2 separate regions of the Mus musculus genome follow, and region 1 is linked to region 2. Evidence: chromatin loops called from intact Hi-C (ENCODE). Cell type or tissue: heart. All regions are shown on one strand. Links, peaks and the distances in the headings refer to the core of each region. The heading gives the core; the rest is flanking DNA.

The links. Peaks named below come from ENCODE experiments on the same cell type or tissue, not always from the same donor. Only the 100,000 strongest peaks of a DNase experiment are listed, where the experiment ranks them.
Region 1: it touches region 2 in a loop (4-fold over the local background); 12 of 42 quality-filtered maps call a loop at or near these places.

What each region holds. Positions count from the first base shown.
Region 1 is chr17:73,739,482-73,750,559 of GRCm38, reverse strand. No RefSeq gene overlaps it. Among named protein-coding and RNA genes, the nearest start is that of Galnt14, 35 kb to the right of the region's middle. In heart, for the core only: a CTCF peak has its summit at 6,434; a DNase peak (open chromatin) is centred at 6,439; H3K27me3 peaks cover 713 bases.
Region 2 is chr17:73,566,804-73,577,881 of GRCm38, reverse strand. Galnt14 (polypeptide N-acetylgalactosaminyltransferase 14) reads left to right here. Exons shown (of 15, transcript NM_027864.2): 2 at 2,909-3,078. Among named protein-coding and RNA genes, the nearest start is that of Gm46602, 95 kb to the left of the region's middle. In heart, for the core only: a CTCF peak has its summit at 5,245 (motif pointing left); no DNase peak of the experiment used is centred there; H3K27ac peaks cover 1,788 bases.

The DNA of each region.
Region 1 (11,078 bases), core at 1,839-9,838, 170 kb before region 2:
TCCCCAGCTTGTTTCTGGCCATAGTGTTTTGACACAGCAATAGAAATCCTTACTAAGACGAGTTGCTTAGAAAGAATTCTTATACTGCTTCTCTGATCTCAAATATCCATTTTCTGGACTGCTTTTCCAAGATGTAGTGACCTTTATTATGTGTTCTTTTAACGTCTCAGTATTCACTGTGAAGGTAGCATTTAGCTATAAAGGCAATAGCCAGACCCTTCTGAGTCCTTCCCAAGATGCCTGGTCCCACACAACTACACAGGCATCTTTTGATCCCAGGAATTCCTACAGTGGCATCCCTAAGCTAGAAGAGAGTAATGTATATCTGACACCTGACAGGAAAGTTCACAGCTTGAATAACCTTCTGCAAAGCAACGTGCCATCACATTGAGACCTGGACTGAGATCTGAGACTCAGAATAAAGCCATAAATCCGTTATCTTATTTGTTTATTTGTTTATTCATTCATTCATTCATTCATTCATTCATTCATTCAAGACAGAGTTTCTCTGTGTAGTCTTACCTGTTCCGCAACTCCCTCTGTAGACCAGGTTACCTTCCAACTCAGAGATCCACCTGCCCCTGCCTTCCCAGTGCTGGCTTTAAATGCATGTGCCACCACCACCTGGCATAAGTCTAAATAAGTCATATTAAAGCGTGTCCTCTCTGCTACTCCATATGTGAAATGAGGGGGCTTGACTTGGTGAGATCTAAGATCCTCTCCAGCTCTGGCCATCTCTAGCTCAATAAGGAGACCACCAGAGCACTCAGAGTCAGAAACAAAGATGGCAGCCATCTTGTTGGAATTCTTCTTTGGAAGCTTCCTCTGACACCATTGGTAGTTTCATCAATATTGGTATAATGGCCTAATATCTCTACAAAGCTCCCACGTAAAGCTATCAGATCAATGGATCTGTATTTGCAAACATGTGGAATATGTTTTAATAGCTTTCTGCTACCCAGTTGGTTGGTACAGCTGCACAGAGCCTGTGTGAGCATACCAAATGGACTCCATGGGGGGAAACTCATTGAGAGTTGCATGCAGACCTAGCGACAGCTTGGCTGTCATTATTCAGAGGCACTGTGAGAAGTCAATGTTGATTACATTTCAGGTTGATTTATACGTCCTGCCAGGTGCTGTGGCCCCTCTGGCTACACCATTCATTAGTATCCTGCCTCCATGGTTCCCCAGGAGTTGCACGTAGGGCTCAAGTTAGGCAGGTCTGAACTTATTATCCTTTGCTTTTTCTGTGGCTGATGAGTACCCTGAACTGCTGTGAAGGCTGGAGTCCTATCTTTTCTCCATTAGGACTCTGCATATGGCCTAAGCATAGGTCTTTCTTGAGACCAGCTTTTCTGTATCAGCCATCACCTTCTCAGCTAGGAAGGTAGGGTTTTTTTTCCCTCTCTCTCTCCACTTTTGCTTGGTAAAAAAAAGATTGCCTTGGATTTAAGTCCAGCCACCTATTTCAAGCCATAACCCTGTCATGAGAAGAGCTGTAAACCAGCATAGCCTGAGCAAGCTTGCTCCAGAGTGATGTGCTAAGCCTTCCTCCATCACTTTTACAGCTGCCCAACCTGCTAGGGAACCAAGCCCACCCAGGAAAACAGACCTTAAGCAGATAGGGCTGCAGATTGCAGCTAGCCCAGCCAAGTAATAAGGCTGATCAATTAAACAAGTCCCACTCCTCTACCCAGAGAAAGAGTGGCCTCTATCACATAGCCTAAGCCAAGTGTGCCCTGTTTCCCTCTATCCTGCTTTGTCTTGGTGGGACTGAAATTTTACATCAGACCCCTGCTGTGTTGGTGTTAATAATTACTTTGCCTAAAGGATGATTCCACTCTCTTGCTTTTCTACTTCTTCCTTCTCCTTCTTCCTTCTCCTTCTTCCTCCTCTCCTCTCCTCTCCTCTCCTCTCCTCTCCTCTCCTCTCCTCTCCTCTCCTCTCCTCTCCTCTCCTCTCCTCTCCTCTCAGCTTTCCCCCTAAAACCTAATCCAACCTAAATGACCTTACATATACCAAAAGTCATTACATCTGAGATAATAGATTTGTCTTCAAGGAGTGAAGAAGGAATGGTGTATCTCTAGACGTTTGTATAAACACCAGCATTGGCAGAGGCATTGGCTAAGTATCAGTTGCTGGGAGTGAGGCTAGGGCTACAGTGGGGTTTAATAAATGCAGGAATTAACAACAGAGGTGGGATCCTAGTGGAGGGGTCGGCTCTGGCATCCAAGGTCATGGTGTCTTCTGCTGACAGCACTTAGTATCTAGTTGACTAGATTTGAAATACCAATAGATTAAAAGCATTTAACTTCTCTAGTTCCTTACTCTTTTTGATGTGTGTCTTTCTGTTTGCCTGACCTATGGATCCATTTCAAATGTGCCCCAGACTTTGTGTACCTTCTGAGAATAAAAACTAACCCATGCTAAGTTGTACAGTTAGTGGTCCATCAATTCAGGTTTTTAACTTCAGCAACATGTACTGCTCATGACATCCCTGCAAACTCAGGACTTGGGTGCAAAACTACAGGCCATGGTCCAAAGCCCAGGCATTTCTCAGAGGTCAGCATGCCTGAGCCATTCAGTACTATACTGCTCCCTTCAGTACTATCCCTCGATTCACAAGGGGTTCTAATTAATGCAGATTTCTAGTACACCACTGACTGAAGAAAGCCAAGCAAAGGGATAAGATGGTGCCCATTGGTAGCAGAACTAAGAAGATGCGACAGCCTGGTGAATGAGCACCTGGTGGATGAGCACCTGGTAGATGAGCACCTGGTGGATGAACACCTGGTGGATGAGCACCTGGGGGCTGAACACCTGGTGGATGAGCACCTGGGGGCTGAACACCTGGTGGATGAGCACCTGGGGGCTGAACACCTGGTGGATGAGCACCTGATGGAAGAACACCTGGTGGATGAGCACCTGGTAGATGAATACCAGAACAGAGGGTTACTTTCAAATCATGGTTCAAGGATGTAGGGATGTATTTTACTCAGGGAAAACAAAACAAAACAAAACAAAACAAAATCTTCAAAGCAGTGATTCTCAACCTGTGTGTTATGACTCAGTTGTGGGTCACATGTCAGATGTTTTGCATATCAAATATTTACATTATGGTATATAACAGTAGTTATGAAGTAGTAACAAAATAATTTTACAGTTGGGGGTCACCACAACACGAGGAATTGTATTAAAGAGTCACAGCTTTAGAAATGTTGAGAGCCACTGCCTTGAAGTGTGCTAAATTGTTGGGAGCGACCCTGTTTGAATGTTAACTGCCTTGTCAGCCATAAGTGCTTACTTACAAAATCTTGGCTTTAGTGGAAAAGTCCCAGCTTTGTTGAGATTTCTGTGGGAAAAAGTTGAGGCCTCTGTGGGAAAGTACTACCCCCAGTTAAGAACAAATAGCTATAGATCTTGTGGACAGGTACCTAGCAAACCATTCTGTTCTGTTTCTCCTGCTGAACTTTTTTACCTAGCCAATATCCTGCTTTGGGGAACAGGTTCGTTCCGCCAGAAACAAAGAGATTCTGCATCATCCCCCCCACCCCATACCCTACTTCTGTGGGCATAAAACCTGCCTGGGAATAATAAAAATTTGACAGATTGATCAATCAGACTTGCTGTCCCTCCTTGTGTTTCTCGCTCCTCATTCTCTCCACAGATGGTTCCTCAGACCCTGTTCGACTGTCCCTTGGGCCAGGACACTAAATGGTAAAATAGAAAATGATTTATCTTAAAGTAGAAACACATGAGTTATTGCTGATTATTAAAAGGGACAATCAATTGTTTTTAGGCTTAAAAATTGTCTATTTTATGTCTGTACATATTTTTCCCGTATGTATGTATATTACATGCATGCCTGGTGTCCACAGAGGCTAGAAGAGGGTGCTAGATTATAGGACTAGCATTATAGATGGTTGTGAACTGCCATGAGGGTTCTTGGAGTGAATTGAATTACACTGGAAGAACAGCCATCACTCTTAACTGCTGAGCCATTTCTCTTGTGTCCACATTTGTAACTTTTGAATTATTTTTTTTCAGAGACAGGGTTTCTTTGTGTATCTGGGCTCTCCTGGAACTCACTCTCAAACTCAAAGATCAACCTGTCTCTGCCTCCCAAGTGCTGGAATTAAAGGCATGTGCCACCACTGCCTGGCTTAATTTTTTAAAAGAGTTTTATGTTCATTGATTTATTAGTATCTCTGTCAGTCACTCTAGTCTATCATTGTAGTATGTCTTAATAGTCTTTGGCAATGTGCTGGCTGTACTTGATGCAGATGGTTCTGTTTCTAAGTGACTTAGTCTGAAGGAGCAGTGGCTGGCTGCACAGGGCCCACACTGCCCTCCTCTGTCTCTCATGCATTGTGTTTCTCCCCCTTCCCTTAATCTTCCTTCCCTTGTTTCTGTCACTCCAGGGCACAAGATAAGCAGACGACCTGAGCAGGTAGGGTGGACAGAGGTCAGGGTGAAGGTCTAAGAGATGGCTACTCACAGTTCTACATAACCAAACTTTAAAGGTTAACTACAAATCACAGGCAATGGAAGATGGCTGAGGAAAGGCAAGATTCCAGGCCTCCAGTAGCAAAGCAGGCCTGATCCGGGGACCCCGGGATCAGGTTGCCTTGAGATGGGGCTCACACAGAGCATGCCAAAGTGAAGCCTGCTCTCTGCTGTCAAGCTCCCAAAGGAAACTAGTAACTCTTACAAAGAAAATAAATCCCCTCTTCTTTTCTTATTTTATGTCTTGTGTAAAAATTCAGTCATCAAAAAGAACCTTCTAGATTTCAGATGAGGCTCAGAGCAGGGCAGTCAGCAGCTGAGTGTAAATAGCGTGACTTTCCTGCTGTCACCATGCTGGGTTAGAGAAATGAGCTTAGCCTCCAGGACGTTTCTACAGCGAAATGTATGTATTTGTAATAGGAGGAAAAGGGAGGAAGTGTACAGTGGGCCCTGGGTAGGTAAAAGTGGGCCAGCTCTGCCTGGCTTCAGGGAGGAGCATGGCTGCCTAGTTGTCGATGAGCTCTGCAATCAAAGTCTCCCAGGGTCTTTAGCTTCAGGTCCCAAGTTACATCTCCTCTCCAGTTTCCTAAGTAGAGAGGAACATGAAATCTAGCAGGACAGAAAACAACGACTATTCAGGAAGAGTTATGCTAACTATTTGAGTGCATCTTGGTTAATTAATCTGTAAAATGCATCCCCGAATGCTTACATCACTGGGTCATTACAAAGATTAAATAAAGCCAGCAAGCTGCAGACACTCAATAAATGAAGCTCCAATTCCCCCCCCCCAGGCAGTGCAAGTATTTTATGACTATTATGTTTTATTTTTATTTTTGCCTCGAGAGTGATCACTCTCCTAAAACACCAATGTATAGAATTGTATTTTTTTTGCCTTCCATCACATTTTCTCTCGGAGTATATAGAATCCTCTCTTATGTGTGGCCTTAGGGGGTTGCCCCATCTCTATGAAGACACTTGGCTGCAGGGACCTCTAAGAAAGCACCTGTCTCCATGTTAAAATATCCTTTGAGTCAAACAGAGAGAGACTTGACTTTCTGCTTACCTCTGCTCCCTCTGCTTCAGACACAGCAAGTTTTCCATCAGAGCCCTGGGCTGTCAACCAGAAGGTTTCTGAATCATAGACCCAGTAAAACCTGGAGACTCAGAACTGACAGAGTTGCTCCAAGAACCACGTTGAGCAATCAGTTGTGACTTAAAACTGGCCTGGTATTAACAGTGGGGAGCCCCGGCAAGAAGTGTAGACTGGACTTCAACTGATCCCCTGGGGCTTCTATCATGATGAGGATTCTCTGTGCTGATTGGCTGCTTGTGTGCTTGGCTGATTAGCATGTGGTGGTCTCTTGGCCCAGGAATGATGATACCATTTAGGGAAGTGACTGTTCATCTCTGGTCCAGCTAGCTGGCTATCTACTTGAAGACATTGACTAAGGCTCTCCAGTGGGTTAGATATCAAGGGAGGAACCAGGTTAGGCCCTAAGGACACCGAGAACTCCCTGTCTGGAAAGAGGATGCTGCCTACAGGAAAGAAGACACAGAAGCAAATAATGGAGGCTGAGTCTGGAAGACCAGCTCACAGCTCAGAGGGGTGGAACGTGAGCCATGCTGCTGAGACCCTCCCCTCACCAGCAGCAAAGGAAGGTGTCAGCAGGGTGAACTGAGGCAAATCTTTGACCTTCCCCGTGATTCAAGACACTTTGGTTAAATGGCTCAACCATTCTGGAGGGAGCTCTCAGCCTTGTCCGTGAAATGGTGACCAGAATGCTGACCTCACGGAGCTCCTGTTAAGTCTGGATGGCATAACATCTGACTGCTGTTCAAGCAAATGGCCCTTAACAACCTTGAGTGCTGTCATTTCTCTGCAGGAGGGCACCGTCTTCCTGTTGTGACATGAGCCTGGTCCACTGCTAACGCTAGATGGCGGACTATCCACACACAAGAGCTCTTGGACGCATTGGGTTAGTCAGAGGCAGCTTCTTAGAACAGGGTAGGGGAAAGCCTGGTTCATTAGGGGTCCTTGCCAGCCTAACTGGATTTGCTCTCCTTGCCCTGACTCTTTTCTTCTATTGAGCTTTTATTTGACCAGTGGTGCCTTTTTGCTTGTATTTATTTCTGGAAAAGAGCAAACAGTGAGTTAAGTACTTATTCTATACACATCCACCCTGAATCCTGGGGTAGGCTTGAGTGCTCAGCTCATTTATTATTTATGAGTTTAATAAGGCTATTTAAAGACAATCAGGTGAATCTTATCATTTTATTCTTATTTAATTTTTAATTAATAATTAAAGTAACAGATTTCTTTATAGGATTTTCATAAATGTTTCTTGTTTGAGTTGGTCCTTTGAAACTCTCTCTTCACCCCAGTCTTCCTGACCCCTACACCCCACTTGTACCTTCTCCCCCCCAGTATTCCACTTTACACTTCCATGTTGCATATGTCCTTGAATCCTACCATTTAACAAATTACACTCATTGTGAGTGTGTGTGAGAGAGAGACAGAGACAGAGACAGAAACAGAGACAGAGACAGAGACAGAGACAGAAAGAGACATAGGGAGACAGGCACAGAGAGACAAAGAGAGAGAGAGAAACAGAGGAGAGAGAGGGGGGGCGAGGGAGAGAGAGAGAACACTCATGTGTAGAGATCAGAGGACAGCCTTGATCCTCTCATCACAAGGCTCCTTGAGATTTCTTTCACTCACCCGGGCTATCATGCTCTGTGGCCAGTGCATCTACTTCACAGCTATCCTACTTCTCCCAATGCTAACATTAAAAAGCCCCGGTCTCTTTTCAGGTTACTTACAGAAAAAAAAAATTACTTACAGAAACATAAAACCTGTCTAAGAATGACTCCCACTAGTCCTGGTCTTGTTATAGGACTGAGTGGCTTTCTGAAACAGGCACCCGATGTTGGCTAAGTGGACACACATACCTTTATAGATTATCTGAGGACATTATCTCTTGGGCACCATTGAAAATACTTAGGAGTCCTTTTCCTAATACATCCTAAATGTCTCCTCCAAAGACGGTTAACTACTTGAGTGAAGTTCCAGAGCTTCTTGCTTTCAGGTTGCAAGCCACAAAGGAAACTTTGCCTAGCAGGAGATGGGGCATCCCGGGCCAGCCTGAGATTGAGGGGAGGCTTAAATAATGGACTGTTGTCCCATCATCCAGCTATGCAGAGTGGTGTGTTTATCAGCAGCAGCAGCAGCAGAAGCCTGGCAGAGGCAGCACAGCCATCAGCAGCCTGAGCATAGTCTGAGAGACTTGGAGTCAGCCCTAGGTCACTGGTTCACTTGGCATTGCCTACAACTGGAAGGGTGGGCTTGGGTCACGCCGTGGCATAAGTGAACTAACAAGCACTTGTTCTGTGTGGTCTCCTGGGAGAAGCTTGCTTGGTTTACTGGTAAAGAACATTGGTTTTCTGGCTCTTAGAGTACTTGACATAGGTTGATGGGCGCACATATGCTAAGAGTACCCTGGTCTGAGGGCTCATTAAAAGAACTGCAGTGGTCTCTGGGCACAGATCTCTTCTCTCACATTGCCACTGTGCCTTGGATGAACCAGACAAACTGCTAGAGGGGCTGAGCTCAGAAAAACCTCTTGCATTCTCTTACAATGAACAAATGACTGTGAAGCTGGACTGACAAGAGGGGCTGCTTGGACCCGTTCCTAGAAGCAAGTGATTTCTGTGAAGCATGAAGCATTTGTGCACATGAGTACTTGTGTGTGTGTGTGTGTTTGTGTGTGTGTGTGTGTGTGTGTGTGTGTGTGTGTGTGTGTGTGTGTATACAAGGCTGATTCTCAGACTTCCAGAGTTGATTTTTTTTTTCAGATATAAGCCAGTTCAGGAGCTAGTAGTTCTGAATCCTGAGACTTCTTATGAGAGTTGGGTCCTTGGAGAGTAGACATGGTCTAGGATTAATCTGATGAAACAGAAAAGACATTGACTGGAAGCTAGAAGGTTCATGCTTGGCTCTCCTATGCTACCACTGACTTTGTAGCTATGGCCTTAGAGAAATCACTAACCCTGTCAGTCAGTCTTAGATTCTGAGTTGGGATGCTATCTCCTGCTTCACAGGAGTGTGGCAAAGATGCAGAAAGGTAGGGGCTGTGGAGACCTCTTTAAGTAGGGTGGAAGTTGAGTTACTGTTCTGGTGGACTTAGCATAATATGCCTTCACAGAGGGTATTAGATTCTCTCCGTGAACTAAGATAAGTGAATCAGGAGGCTAGTTATGCAGAGTGTATAAGCAACTGGCTGTGAGATGTATCAGAACTAGATTAAGAGAGTTAAAGTCACATATGTGTGAATGTAGATAGGAAGGGATGGAGGAACAGAATAGCTACTGCATATTCATGATTCATGCTAAATATACATGAGGCACAAGGAGCACCAGATATTCAGGACACAGCAACTGTTCACAAGATGCGTGAGGCATTCATTCAGATGGCCTCTTAGTGGTGATGCCCCAGTGATGCCTCCCATTTGAAGCTCCTGAAATGTAGATGAATACCCAAGATTATCAGGAGACTAGTTTGGAAGCTGAACTTTGGACAGCTGTGATTGGACCTTATTGTTTGAATATAATATTACATATATACACATAATATTAATATACACATGTAATATATGTGCAATATATATTTATTACATATATATGACTGCAATATAATATTACATATATATATGAATGATTGGCCTCTGGGTACCATCCTCCTGGGCAAACCTCAACTCAATTTACATTACCTCACCAGTCACTGGAAGGTTTGATATGGCAGATGGACCAGACATGGAAGTATGACATACCCTAGGATCCATGACTGCTTCTACCCCTCTCACAATACTGTAAGTGGATCTCCCATATCTTTTTACCCCTGCTTTTCATTATGATTTGGATAGATCTGAGTGTCCACGCTATCTGAGCCACTCACCAGGAGCTGTTTTCTTGGGTGACTGGGACCACTCTCTGGTAGGGACTATGGAAGCAGGATCGTTTCCTCCAGAGCGCTTTGGCTAGGACAGGGGAGCCAGAGCTGGAATAGTGGAAGCTTCAGCTTTCACAGCTTAGCTGGGCTTCTGAAATATAGTTCTATATCTGCGCGGGAGCTTAAGAGGATTCTCAGTCCTCTGCTGCCATCCTTCCTCAAAACAGACTATCTCCCAGGCAGAAAGTTTAGCTCTTGATCATATGCTATGGATAACTTCTTAGGGAGCATAACACTCTGGTCCTAAAGGCAGAGGGAGGTGAGTTCACAGGCACTCAGTAGACTTACACTCTTCCTTTGTTAGCCTGACTTATGACTCCAAAGCATTCATACCATCTTGTTCTATTGATCTTCCATGAGAGGCCAATATCAGAGTGTCTCCCGAATAATCTGTGCCTTGGTTTCTTAGACTTCAGTAACAGTAAACACCAGTGAATAATGTAAACACAAGTAATATTGGCAGGCTGTTTTTATTTACAATCCACGTACATTCATGTGTATGTGTGCTCTATGTAATTATATATAATCATAATATGTACTTAGTATTTGCTTTATGTTTAAATAGACACAAAGGCACGCATGCATCTGGATCCTAGCCTGTCGGGATAGAAGTCTAATTCTGCTGGAGAAAGGTATCCTGGTTAAGGAAAAATATATGAAAACTATCCAAGAATAGAGGTTGGAGCCCATCTGGGTTCCTTAGATCAGCCTGTGGAGTCTTGCATGACATTATTTGTGAGGTAAAGAAATGGCCAGAGAAAGAAAAGTGCTTCAGGGAAGAAGAAAGAGTGTGGGAACGTGAGTTCAGATGGTGGGGGGGGAGGGGGAATCATTTGGACCATGACAAGTGACTGTGATGACAACTGCCTAAGCCATTAAAGTGTCTTGGAGACATTGTATAATGTTGAAGCAATGTTGGAAGACATAGAAGTGAGAAATTTGGAGGAAGCAAGTGACTTCCTATAGGAAGTGACAGGTCCTCCTGATTCACTCTAGTTCTGTCCCTTCAATCATGCTGGACTCCAGAGCACCTTGATGGCCATCTTTTCAAACACGTCTGTAGTGTTCTTGGAACTTGAGCTCACACACCCCACTCTGCACCACCAGGAACTCAGACGTTATAGTTACATGTAATAGATAATGCTTTAAAACTGTTGAAAAGCCATAAAAAAGGAGCTGTCTGATGATAGTCACAGAGGTAGCCTCCTCCAGTCCAGCTTTCCTATCTTGGCCATTCATACATGGGGGAGGGGGGCCACATGTATGATACCTTGTGTACCAGATATTTACATTACAATTCATAAGAGTAACAAATGACAGTTATGAAGTAGTCGTGAAAATAATTTTATGGCTGGGGGGTCACCACAACATTAGGAACAGTATTAAAGGGCTGCAGCATTAGGAAGGTTGAGAATCACTAACATAATCTCACTGTAGAACTGGGAAGCTGTTGAACACAGGAGAGATGGTCTGGAAGCTCTTTTTCAAGCAAACCATTTTCACTTCAATGGTAAATATTGAGAGAAAGAGAGGCAGAGAGAGACATAGAGAGAGACACAGAGAGACA
Region 2 (11,078 bases), core at 1,625-9,624:
CTATGGCCTACTTTCTAAGGCCCAGATGTTGTCTAGAGGTTTTTCTTTATGCATGTCCTGTGAATAGTTAATTTTGTACTAATGTAACTGGGCTACTGGATTCCTGGGAATTTCATCAAATACATTTTGGGAATGTGACCAACAACAGCTCTTGTCAGCTTCATAAGTGTTAACATTCCTTCTAGGCTCCACCCCATAGTTACTCTCTTACTCTCTTACCCTTTCTGTCCCTTTTCTCCCCATTCCTCTTCCCCCTCTTTCTCCACATGTTCCTAGATGGCTGCTGCTTCTGCTTCTTCTGCTTCTTCTGCTTCCTTCTTCTTCTTCTTCTTCTTCTTCTTCTTCTTCTTCTTCTTCTTCTTCTTCTTCTTCTTCTTCTTCTTCTTCTTCTTCTCTCTCTCTCTCTCTCTCTCTCTCTCTCTCTCTCTCTCCCTCTCTCTCTCTCTCTCTCTCTCTCTCTGCCTTTCTCTGTCTCTACTCCCCCAACTCCCTCCTCATGCCCTAAATAAATTCTATTCCATACTATAGCCATCGTATGACTATTGCCTCAGGGGGAAGGGATGTCTCAGCCTCAGCATGGGCCTGCAGAGGCACCCCTCCCACCTCACCATACCATGCTTCTACCAAACATAGCCTGGTTCTTTCTCTCTTTCTTTCTTTCTTTCTTTCTTTCTTTCTTTCTTTCTTTCTTTCTTTCTTTCTTTTTTTCTTTCTTTCTTTTATAAAGCACAACAATAAGTACAGGATAAAATTCTTTATAATCTCTAAATTCTTCCTTTCTTCCTTTCTTTCTTTCAGTATTAGGGATTGAATCGTGGCCCCCACGCAGGTGCAGCCAGCCTCATAGTTCACAGAGATTATAGGTCTGTGCTACCAAGCCTGGCTTCATATATTCTTGCACACACATGCACACTATTGGTTCTGTTATTCTATACCACACTCATGAATGGACTACCTTCCATCTGGCTTTCTTTGATATACATTCCTTACTCATTCTTCAAGATCCAGCTCTTTGACTCTCATTCTATGAGCTATACTTTACTTACTTCTCTCTGTAAAAACATTGTCATTGAGCTTTTGTGGTTGAACTCACCTTGTAGCATGGTATAAATGTCCTCTCTCTCTCTCTCTCTCTCTCTCTCTCTCTCTCTCTCTCTCTCTGTGTGTGTGTGTGTGTGTGTGTGTGTGTGTGTGTGTGTGTGTGTGTGAAGTGTGGAACCTCTCTAGGACATGTGCTACTGTCTTTCCTCCCTCCTTTTGAGCTCAGAGCACCATGAAGGGTTACAACTTATTAAGAGAGTCATAATGAATTAAGTTGGCAGTGAGCCAATGGGAGACAGTCCCACGACCCTTCCCAGGAGGATGGGATGTCAAGGTCATCCTGGGGTGATGTTCCAAACAGAGGTGACAGCTGTCAAGCTGTGACACTGCACAGCCCAGCTTGTGGGTTTCCCACACCTACCTGAGTTACCCCTAGCAAATTCTGGAGCAGCAGTATCGTAAGACACTAATAAAATCAATTATTGGATAAAAATCACTGGTTTCCAGGGCTTCGTTTTATGCTATTAGAGAAAAATGCTGTTTCAAACAGAGATAACAAAGAGGAAGAGAGAGATCAATTACCAGATAAGATCTCACAGTGCACAAAATGAGCGTGCAGACTGGTATAGCCCCTCTTACCTGTCACAAAGCCTGTGCAAATGTCACTAAGCCAGTTCTGAACCTCCTGCTTGGATGTCTGTGTGCAGCAACAGCTAGCGTTCTATGACCGAGCGCTGGTCTCTTCTCCCTTAAGATTTGTGCAGTGTGAGACTGTGACCTGACTATTAGGGTCATATGAATGAGCAACTTCTTGGTGACAATGCCCGCCTCAGGGCAAAAGCCACCCCACTTGAGACCATTTGGAAGCTCTTCCTGGAGGCAGAGCATTTGTGGTTTAGATGGAATTGAAAGTTGTGGATATTTGCGGGTATAGACTACTCTTTCTTGTGGTGAGGGTGGGAACAGTTTTTAGGAAGCAGCTGCCACGTTGAGGCCTGGATTCTCAGCCCCACTAGCTGGGTGACTGAGACTTGGTTGATGGGGTATATCAGACATCATTGGCTCTGAAGGGAAGGCAGGCCCTCACCTCTCCCGTCGGAAGGATCCAGAAGACTAAACTTTGCCTGAAGACCTGCTACTTGCTTGGCTGGTGACCTTTCTAGAGTCCCTTGTCCCCTATCTGTTCAGAGAGTTCAAGTATGAACCAAACCAAGGACATGGAAGTCACCTTCCAAAATCTGAAATCCTGTGTCCTCAGATATACACTGTTGGCTTATTACTGGCTCGCCCATTGATGCTTCCTCTAAGAGTGGCTACAGGTTCTTGGGTTGGGGAAACAAAAGACCAATGTGTCTGGTGTGCCTCCCACCATTGTGGATCGATGACATGCTTCCTGAAACTGCCTCTCCTGAAGCTCATTGGAGACAACAGAAGTTGTGGTCCACCTGGTCTGTGCCAGTGCACCAGGCGTCCTGGGAAGATGGTCTTTCAGGTTGGAGTGCTAGAATTTAGGCAAAGGTCCTGCTGCTCCCTACGTGTGAATCTTGGGCAATGTACTGATTGTGTGAGCATGTATTGACACATCTGAGCAATTGTATGAGGATTGTATGAGATCATGGAAACGGTGGTCCTAGAACTGTACCTGGCATGTGGGGCTTGATAGGTAGCAGTAGCAACATTATCACCCTTCTCTATGCGATTATTATTGCTGGCGGGTTTGCTGATGTTCTTCTGCCCCTGGCCCCATGTTTGAGCTCAGCATTGCCAGACGGAACAAGCTTAATCTCTGGCTGGCTGTTGACAGATGGATGGGGAGCTGGTGGTGGCTGGGGAGCCTTCTCACAGACTTTCCATTCATGTCACACAGCCTTCCGATGCGGACTGGGATGACCTGTGGGAGCAGTTTGATGAGCGGCGGTATCTGAATGCCAAAAAGTGGCGTGTCGGTGATGATCCCTACAAACTGTATGCTTTCAACCAACGGGAGAGTGAGCGGATATCGAGCAATCGGGCTGTCCCAGACACACGTCATAAGAGGTACCTCCTTCTTCCATGTAGGTGCTTTACCCCTCTCGGCAGCCAGGACCTATTAGCAAAGAGCTTTATTTGGAGACTCACTGATCATAGTGCCCAGTGTCAAGACCTGGGGCAGGTGACAGGATAAAGTTTCTGTGCTACACACTGCTTGCACACAAACTATCCCAAAGATCCTGCTTTCTACTTGGAGGTTGAAGAGAGTGAGACGCCCACCACAGAGGGTACACCTGCTCCTCAGCTGGTAGTCACCCTAGGTGATGCATGCTATATAATGCTAAAAGCTTAGTGGAACACTAAAAGACCGAACCTGGATTTTCCAGACCAAGTCTCACATTCCAGCCTGGCTCTCTAAGCAAAGGGCATGATGGGTAAACCCTCAGGAATTCAGGCTATGCTCTCTCCTGTCACTAAGAGAAATTCTTTCCATAGCATCTCATGCACATTTTACAAGGTGAGAAGAGACTCAGAGGGGCCTCTTCACTTAGAGTTGTTTCCTGTCTGCCTGCCCAGGGGGCCTTTCACCATACCCTCTTTGTAGCCACTGGCTTAGAGAGGTCACAGCTCCAGAACACAACAGAGAGCAGGTAGAGAGCTTTGTTAGAAGCAGAAAGAGGCTTTGTGAAGGGGGTTGTTTTGTTTCCTTGCCAACTGCTCCTTTGGTCCTGGTAGCCCCTCTGCTTGCTTCTGAGGTCTGAGAAAGCAATTGGGTCTTAATTATTTTCCCCCTCTAAACCTCCATGCTCTGGCCCACACATGCTAGAGAGTCACAGAGAAATGCATGACTGTCCTTGCACCCATTCCAACACAGACTGGCCTCTGAGTGGCAAGAGTCAAAGGCAGTTCAACTGGCAAGGTATAGAGTGTTGGTGTAAGGGTAGAGAGTATTGACTCTTTGTCTTTGTTAGTTGGTTTGGGTCCCCATTTGTAGAAAAAGAATTTGCATACAAAGGACTTTTATAATTGTTGAGGCTTATTATGTTGGTAATTTTGAGCATTACTATATGAAGTCATTGGGACTCGGTTGCCAAAGCAGAGCTGCACAACCTGGAAATCCTGTATGCAGCATGTATCCCGTGGAGACATTCAACTTGTCCTCGTTAGTCACTATCAGTATTGCATGGAACTGGAGTCTTGGTGTCCACATGAACACAGCAAAGGCTACAAACTGGATGATGGCCTGGTTTCTACTAACGCTGACCAATCTGTGAATTTAACTCTCCCTATAAAATGCCATGAATGTCCCCCTAAGCAGCAGTGTCTGTGTCCCCTATAGCCAGAGTCCCCTCCTCCTCCCTCCTACTGGCCTAAACTCTCTTAGAGTCGGAGTCTCATTGAAATTCTTTTTGATATTGCTATTTGAATTCCCCAGCCCTTATCCTGTTACTCCTCTCTGAGCAAAAATTTAAATACCAAGTTATTATATTTCCTTGAGCAGAAACTACGTGTGGGAGATCAGGAGAGAGGGAGGGAAAGAAGCCCCATTAGGGGCTTGTGGGAAGCCTCATTAGGTCTTAGTGAGGTAGCTACTTCCTTGTCCTGATTCTAGATGCCAGGCCCCCCAGGAAGGAAACAGGCACTGGAACAACTGGGTGGGAGGCCTTGGAGAGCAGGCACGACTGCTTTTAGCCATGGGAGGACATGCCAAGAGCTCACCAAGTAGGTGAGCGTGCTGAGTTCTGTCCTGCCCTCTCACTTTCCGGTGCAAAGCAGAAGTGAATGTTTGCACAAAGGCCAGACTTGTGGGGTCAGGCAAGGAAGAGCCAAGCTTGTTCGTCAAAGAGCCTGGCTTGCCAGCCAGCTCTGGGCTCTGTACCTACCCAGGGTTCCATCTGTTAAAGAGTTGTAATCGGCAGGGAGGCAGTGGGAAGGGCAGAAGGGACTGAGGTAGAATCCTGATACTGTTTGAGAAGACAAAAGGGGAAAGAATATTAGCCGTATGACTGCCTCAGGGCAACAGCCTTGCCCTCCAGGAGCTGGAAGTGTGCTACTCAGAGAATTCTGGATTCAGCAAATGTTACCCGAAAAAAAAAAAAAAAAGCCCAAAAGAATAGAGATCACAAGGCTCAGAATTGGGGTGGGTACCTAGGATCAGAAGTCATCTTGAGGTTCTTGAGCAAGGACAACTGGATCCTCCAACCCTAGGCTGAGTTTAGTAGAGTGCTGCCCCCTGCTGGTGGTACCCCTGAGATCTCAAGAACGAACCCCAGAGCCTGTCCACAAAAGCACTGTGTTCTTCCCTCAGACCCAGATCACTGGGTCCTAGCTACATACAGGATCTCCCTCATCCAGCTCCCGCTTACGGAAACCATCTATGACTAGCGTCCTCACCAGCCAGGTTTCCTAATTCTGCTGTGAGTCTCCTACAGATGCTGGTGCCGTCCCATAAGCTCGTCCACACAGACCAATAGAACCCATGGGACTCACTTTGGGGCCTGCCCACCTCAGTTATGACCAGCATAGCTAATGGTGGTCAAGAGTTCTCAAGAACAATGTTGCTGACATATTGGGCTTGATGATGCTTCATGGAGGGGTTATCCTGGGCACCCCAAGATTCTAGCAGTTTCTCTGGCCTCTATTACTAGATGCCAGTAGCACTCCCTACCCTAACAGCTACCTTCCCCCACACGCCAAGTTGTGATTGCCAAAAATACCGTTCCCATATGTCTCCCCTGGAGGACAAATCTGCAGTGAAGATCACTGCTGTAAATCTGGTCTTGCTTTTTACCCAAATCTTCAGAGATGAAATGAAAATATTTATCACCAGTTCACTGCCAGCACGAGGTCAGGCCAGACCTCCTATGTAAAACAGGCTGAAGTCGGGAACAATGTACAGGGTCACCCTAGGGTCAGCATGGGGTCTCCGGGATCTGGCAGCCATTTCCCATCCTGGCTGAGATGAATGGACTAACTCACTTTCTCTGCACCTTGCTTTTCTCTTTTAAAAAGCAGGGATAAAAATAACAATAATGATCCCATGCACTTTGGTTGTTATAAGGGTCAAATAAAATATGGAGAGTGTTGACCTATTTTCATATATATATATATATATATATATATATATATATATATATATATATATATGAATGATAGCTGAGCCTTGTGTGGAGGAGAAGCACGCTGGTAGAAAACCAGAGATGATTAAACAAACTAATGAAGCACCAGATCAAAAACCAGAATGGAGGGGTCAGACTGTCAGGTGTGGAGGTGAGGCTGGGGAAGGACAAAGGTGGGGTTCAAGGTCAGGCTCGATTCCAGAGAAATAGATGAGCAGCATCAAGGTGGGATATGTTGGTTTCTAAATGCCAGTCTTAGCAGCTCTCAACCCAGGCTCCTTCTGAGAGGCACTTGGAAGCCGTTTAAATATGTTGATACCCAGACTCCAATCAACTCAAGTGTGTCCTTGCTCAGTTCCCAAGTGACTCTAATGAGCAGCAAGACTTGAGGGTGGCCGTTCTGCGTGAGGGCTTCTCAGACTTAAACAGGCAAACAGACAGGTCGTCTTGGGATGTCTGTCCATCTGACTCAGTAGGTTGGGGGCGAGGGGGGCTGATATCCAGCATTTCCCTTCTTCTTAAGGTTTATTATTCTTTTTTATAATTTTTATTTATGCATCTGTGTTCCTGTATGTGAGAGAGAGCGAATGTCACATGGATGGGGACTGCTGGAGGAGCCCAGAATAGGGATTGAGATCCCTAGGAGCTGGAACTACTACAGGTAGTTGTACCATGTGTGTCGCTATCCTGAGTCCTCTGGAAGAGCAGCCAATGCTCTTAGCCATCTCTTCAGCTCTGAGGTTCTGCATGTCGAATAGGTTCCCCGATGACGGCAATGCCTAAGGTCTGTGGCTCACACTTTGAATAGCAAGAACTCACAATGGCTTTGAAAGCCTGATTCTCCAGACCAAAGGACCACCAGTGGCAGCATCGCTTGGGAGCAGGTTGGAAATGCACAGTCTTAGGTTTTGCCCAGAAAGCTTCAGGTGAACCCCAGAGACCTGGCTCAGCAAGAACTTTAGGTGACTCTGAGACCTGCTCTGTGAAGCACAGGCCAAGTGAAGTCCATGTGTGATCTGGTTCTGCCAGAAGCCTCGGGATTTAAGGAGAGAGTAGAGGCCTTGGGATAAGTGCATCCACCTGCCTGTGTATTTGTGTGCCTCTCCCTCTGTCCTGGTATCTTGGCTTCTGCCTTGTATAGACTGGTCTCCCTTGTTCCCTCTTTCCCCTCTTCTTCTACCCTCATCCCGGCGTCCTCTTGGCAACTGGCATCACTGTTCCTAAGCTCTGTGAACTGCAGGGTCTCATGCTTTACCTCACAGCCAATGACCTACGTTGGCTGCCTAGCTCATTCGTGGAACTGAGCCCCAGTGATGCAGGCTTTGTTCCTGCTAAGGAGACCATCCTGCCTTGCAGCAAAGATCCTGCTTGTTCTGGTGTCAACTGCCCTGTAGAGAAAGGAACAGATTGAACATCAATTACAGTGTCTGGTGTGTGATAAGGGGCACGATATCTGTTTGCTGAATAAATAAAAGAGAAAGACTTTAGAAAGACTGTCAACCTCTCTCTTTCTCTCTCCCTCCTCTCTCTCTCTCTCTCTCTCTCTCTCTCTCTCTCTCTCTCTCTCTCTCTCTCTCTTCCTCCCTCCCTCCCTTACCTGTCTTCCATGCAGAGAGGAAAGAGGAGCTAAAGAAGCCCTCTCTCATTATCCTTTACCCCCAGAAGCTTCATATGAGAAGTGGAGAGCGCAGTCAGAGAGTTAAAGGGAAAAAAAAGTTTTTCCCCCTTTGAAGAGTTCTCATTACTGAAAAGAGAAAGAGCTAAGAAACAGCACGTGGGAGGGGTCTAAGCTTATTAAATTTGCTTCCAATTTTCTTACCACAGTAATTGGATTCTGATTTATAGTATGCATTTGGACAGTGCCTGGAACAGACAACTATTAGCTGAGCATTAGAGCAAGAGTTGCCAGGAGAGGGCTGTTGGGGTGAATTGCCTCAGAAGCTGAAGAAACCAGGTGACTTGACAGGGAGGGGTGGGAGGAGGAGAAGGCATTGGTTCTCCCATGTAGGCTGATGGACTGACCGAGTCCTTAGCGCTCTCCTCGCACCAGGAGTAAGGGCAGTAATAATACCATAGCCAGAATGGTACAGAAAGTGGTGGGTCCCTCACATGCTCACACTGTGAGGTTAGCATCCCTCCGTTACCCACCCTACCCCTCACATCCATTTGGTATGATGGTCACAGTGCTGAGGCTGAGGCTCGCTTGCATCCTTTAGACATACATGTCTCTGGAGAGATGTGGGGAGGAGGGATGCAGACTGACTTATGAAACATCCTGGTTCCTCCCTTTTTTCATCTTCTTTGTAAAGTGTTGGGCTGGATAACCTCCACTCATTCTCTCAGTTCTCTACTCTTCACATCATCGCACAAGGGTGAACCACCTTCACTCAGTCTTTATGATCTTGCTAGCTTATCCCATTTCAACTGAGCAGAGCACTGGGTATCCTAATCCCAATGTTTCCACTTCAGGCATGTCGCTCTGCCAAGAACGTAGTCTCCAGATCTCTGCCTGGACCCTGTGGTCATAATGATAAATAAGACTTGGATATTTCCTATATCACATGATTAAGAGGAGGTTGTCGTGTGCTGTGCAGAAAAATTTTAATGTAAGAAAGAGACAACTTTAGTTGAGCTAAGAGTCTTAAGAATATTTCTCAAGAGCTCTTCTGTTCATAACACAGTGACTGGGCCAACAAACACTTCCTGTTTTCCAGTTATTCTACCTTCACCCTGGCCTTCCCTTCATCCCAATAGCACATAAAATACCTGGCAAGCAAGAAGCCATCAAATGGAGGAGACACACCCCGCAGGTGGTGGGATGGGGTGTGTGAATATTTTGATAAAGCAAATGTATGGTTTTGCTGTTGCCTAGCAATGCCTATAATGGGGTGGCTTGGATTGCAGGGGAGCAGGGGACGGGTGGGCTACCTAGCGTTAGAACTAAGGAAACTTCATTAGGTCTCCTCCCTGGCCTGGCTCGGTTTGATTGCTCCCTTCTGGCATATTCTCTCAGCCTTTAGTCCAGTGTGGAACTAAATGGTAAGAACCAGTGGGGCGCCCATCTCTTGCCTGGAGGGAAAATTCCACACTTGGATACATCTCACCGGGGAGACATTTTTCCTTTGCTCCTTTTCATCCTGGGAAATGAAGGGGCAGTGGCCCGGGTCTCTGGACGAGTTCCTCCCTCCTTGTATTTACTCAGTTGGAATGGCTGTCAAAGATCATCATCATTTCTCTCCTCGCGCTCGTCACTTAGTGGTAATAGGATAAGAATCTTTACGGCTGGAATGGCTAAGCATAAAAAAAAATGCTCGTATTCCCTCAGAGTCAAGTCTATTCCACTAGCTCAGCACTGTGTTAGTGATTCTGCAGCAAGGCTGAGAGGAGGGGAGGGAAACCCATCACAGACACTTAGCTTCTGCAAAGAAGCTCTTCACATCTGCTACTTTCCAGTCTCCACCCCCCACCCCCCGTGTGAACCATTTTTCAGAACGAGATATGAGCCCTTTGATGGAATCTCTATGTATTGTTTGCTTGGAGTCCAAGTTGCTCCGTGCAAGGAAGGGAACCACTGGAAGGAAATTCAAAGCATCATCTTGGAAGGAGCTGTGCGGTCAAACTGAGGCAGCAGCAGGCTTGGATCCTGGCACTGATGTCTACAGTGCTGTGATGGTTCATCTGCACTGGCAGCTTGACCAGACTTGAAATCCCCTAGGAGACAGACATACCTCTAAGCATGCCTGCAAGGGTTTCTAGAGCGGTATCACTGGAGCTAATGCTGAGTGCGGGCGGACAACCCATGAGCTAGAAACTCAGACTTAATGAAGAGGGAGCAAGGAGGACGGTGTGGTAACGCTCGTCCTGTAATCCCAGCACTTAAGAGAGGCAGGGGGAGAAAGTCTAAGGCTGCCCTTCAGTCTATAGAAAGCTTGGAGCTGGCCTGAGCTACAGGATACCTGCACTCAAAACAAACAAACGAAGAAAACAAATGCAACTTTTTATTTTTAATTTATTCTTCTCTCAACACTACAACCTAGCCACAGCCTCTCCTCCCTCTCCTCCCAGTCCCCTGCACACACATACCTACCCCACCTACCCCCCCCCCCCCAGATCTACTGCTTCTTCATTTTCCTTCAGAACAGAGCAGGCCTCTCAGTAATATCAACCAAATTCAGCATGACAAGATACAACAAGACTAGACACATGCCTTCCTTCATATCAAGGTTGGATGAGGCAACCAGATAGGAAGAGAAAGGTCCCACAAGCAGGCAAGAGAATCAGAGATACTCATACTAATTGTGTTTTAAAGAGGAGACCAAAGGAACTTCAGCCTCATTGCTTCATGCTTCCTGCTCTGTGGGGAGGGGTGGAAGTGAGAGCCCACCCCACCGCGCCATGCCTGTCCCATCCTGACTGACTGTATGCTCAAACTGTAATCCAGAGAAAGCCCTTCCTTCCTTCCTTAAGTTGCTTGGAATTAGGTAGTAGGTCACAGCCTTGAGGAAAGTAATTAATACAAGATTCTTGAGATAATTCTCTCCAGGTAGGAAGGAGGTTGGGCCACAGGACTGGGGTAATGTGTGTCTCCTGGTCAGGATTCCCTTTCGTTCCTATCCCCTGTCTTTGAATGTTGAGCCTGCAGGTCTCCTCTACTGCTGCCTTCTCTGAGTGCCAGATTTCCCAGAGATACAGCTCCTTAGTCTTCACAAACCAGTTAGGCATAACCCTGGCTGATGAGGGTCTGTTTAGACAAACTTACCTTAGCATGTTTGTTTTCCATACCTCATTTCCTAGAAACTTTGGCCCTGCATTGTGCACATCACCATTTATTCATTTATAATCCGTACATTCAGTTCACTGGGACAACACTTGTATTTAGAATATTCCACTTGTCAAGTTCTGGCTTAGGGATGGGTTCCTATGGGCCTTAAGTATAGACTTCATTGA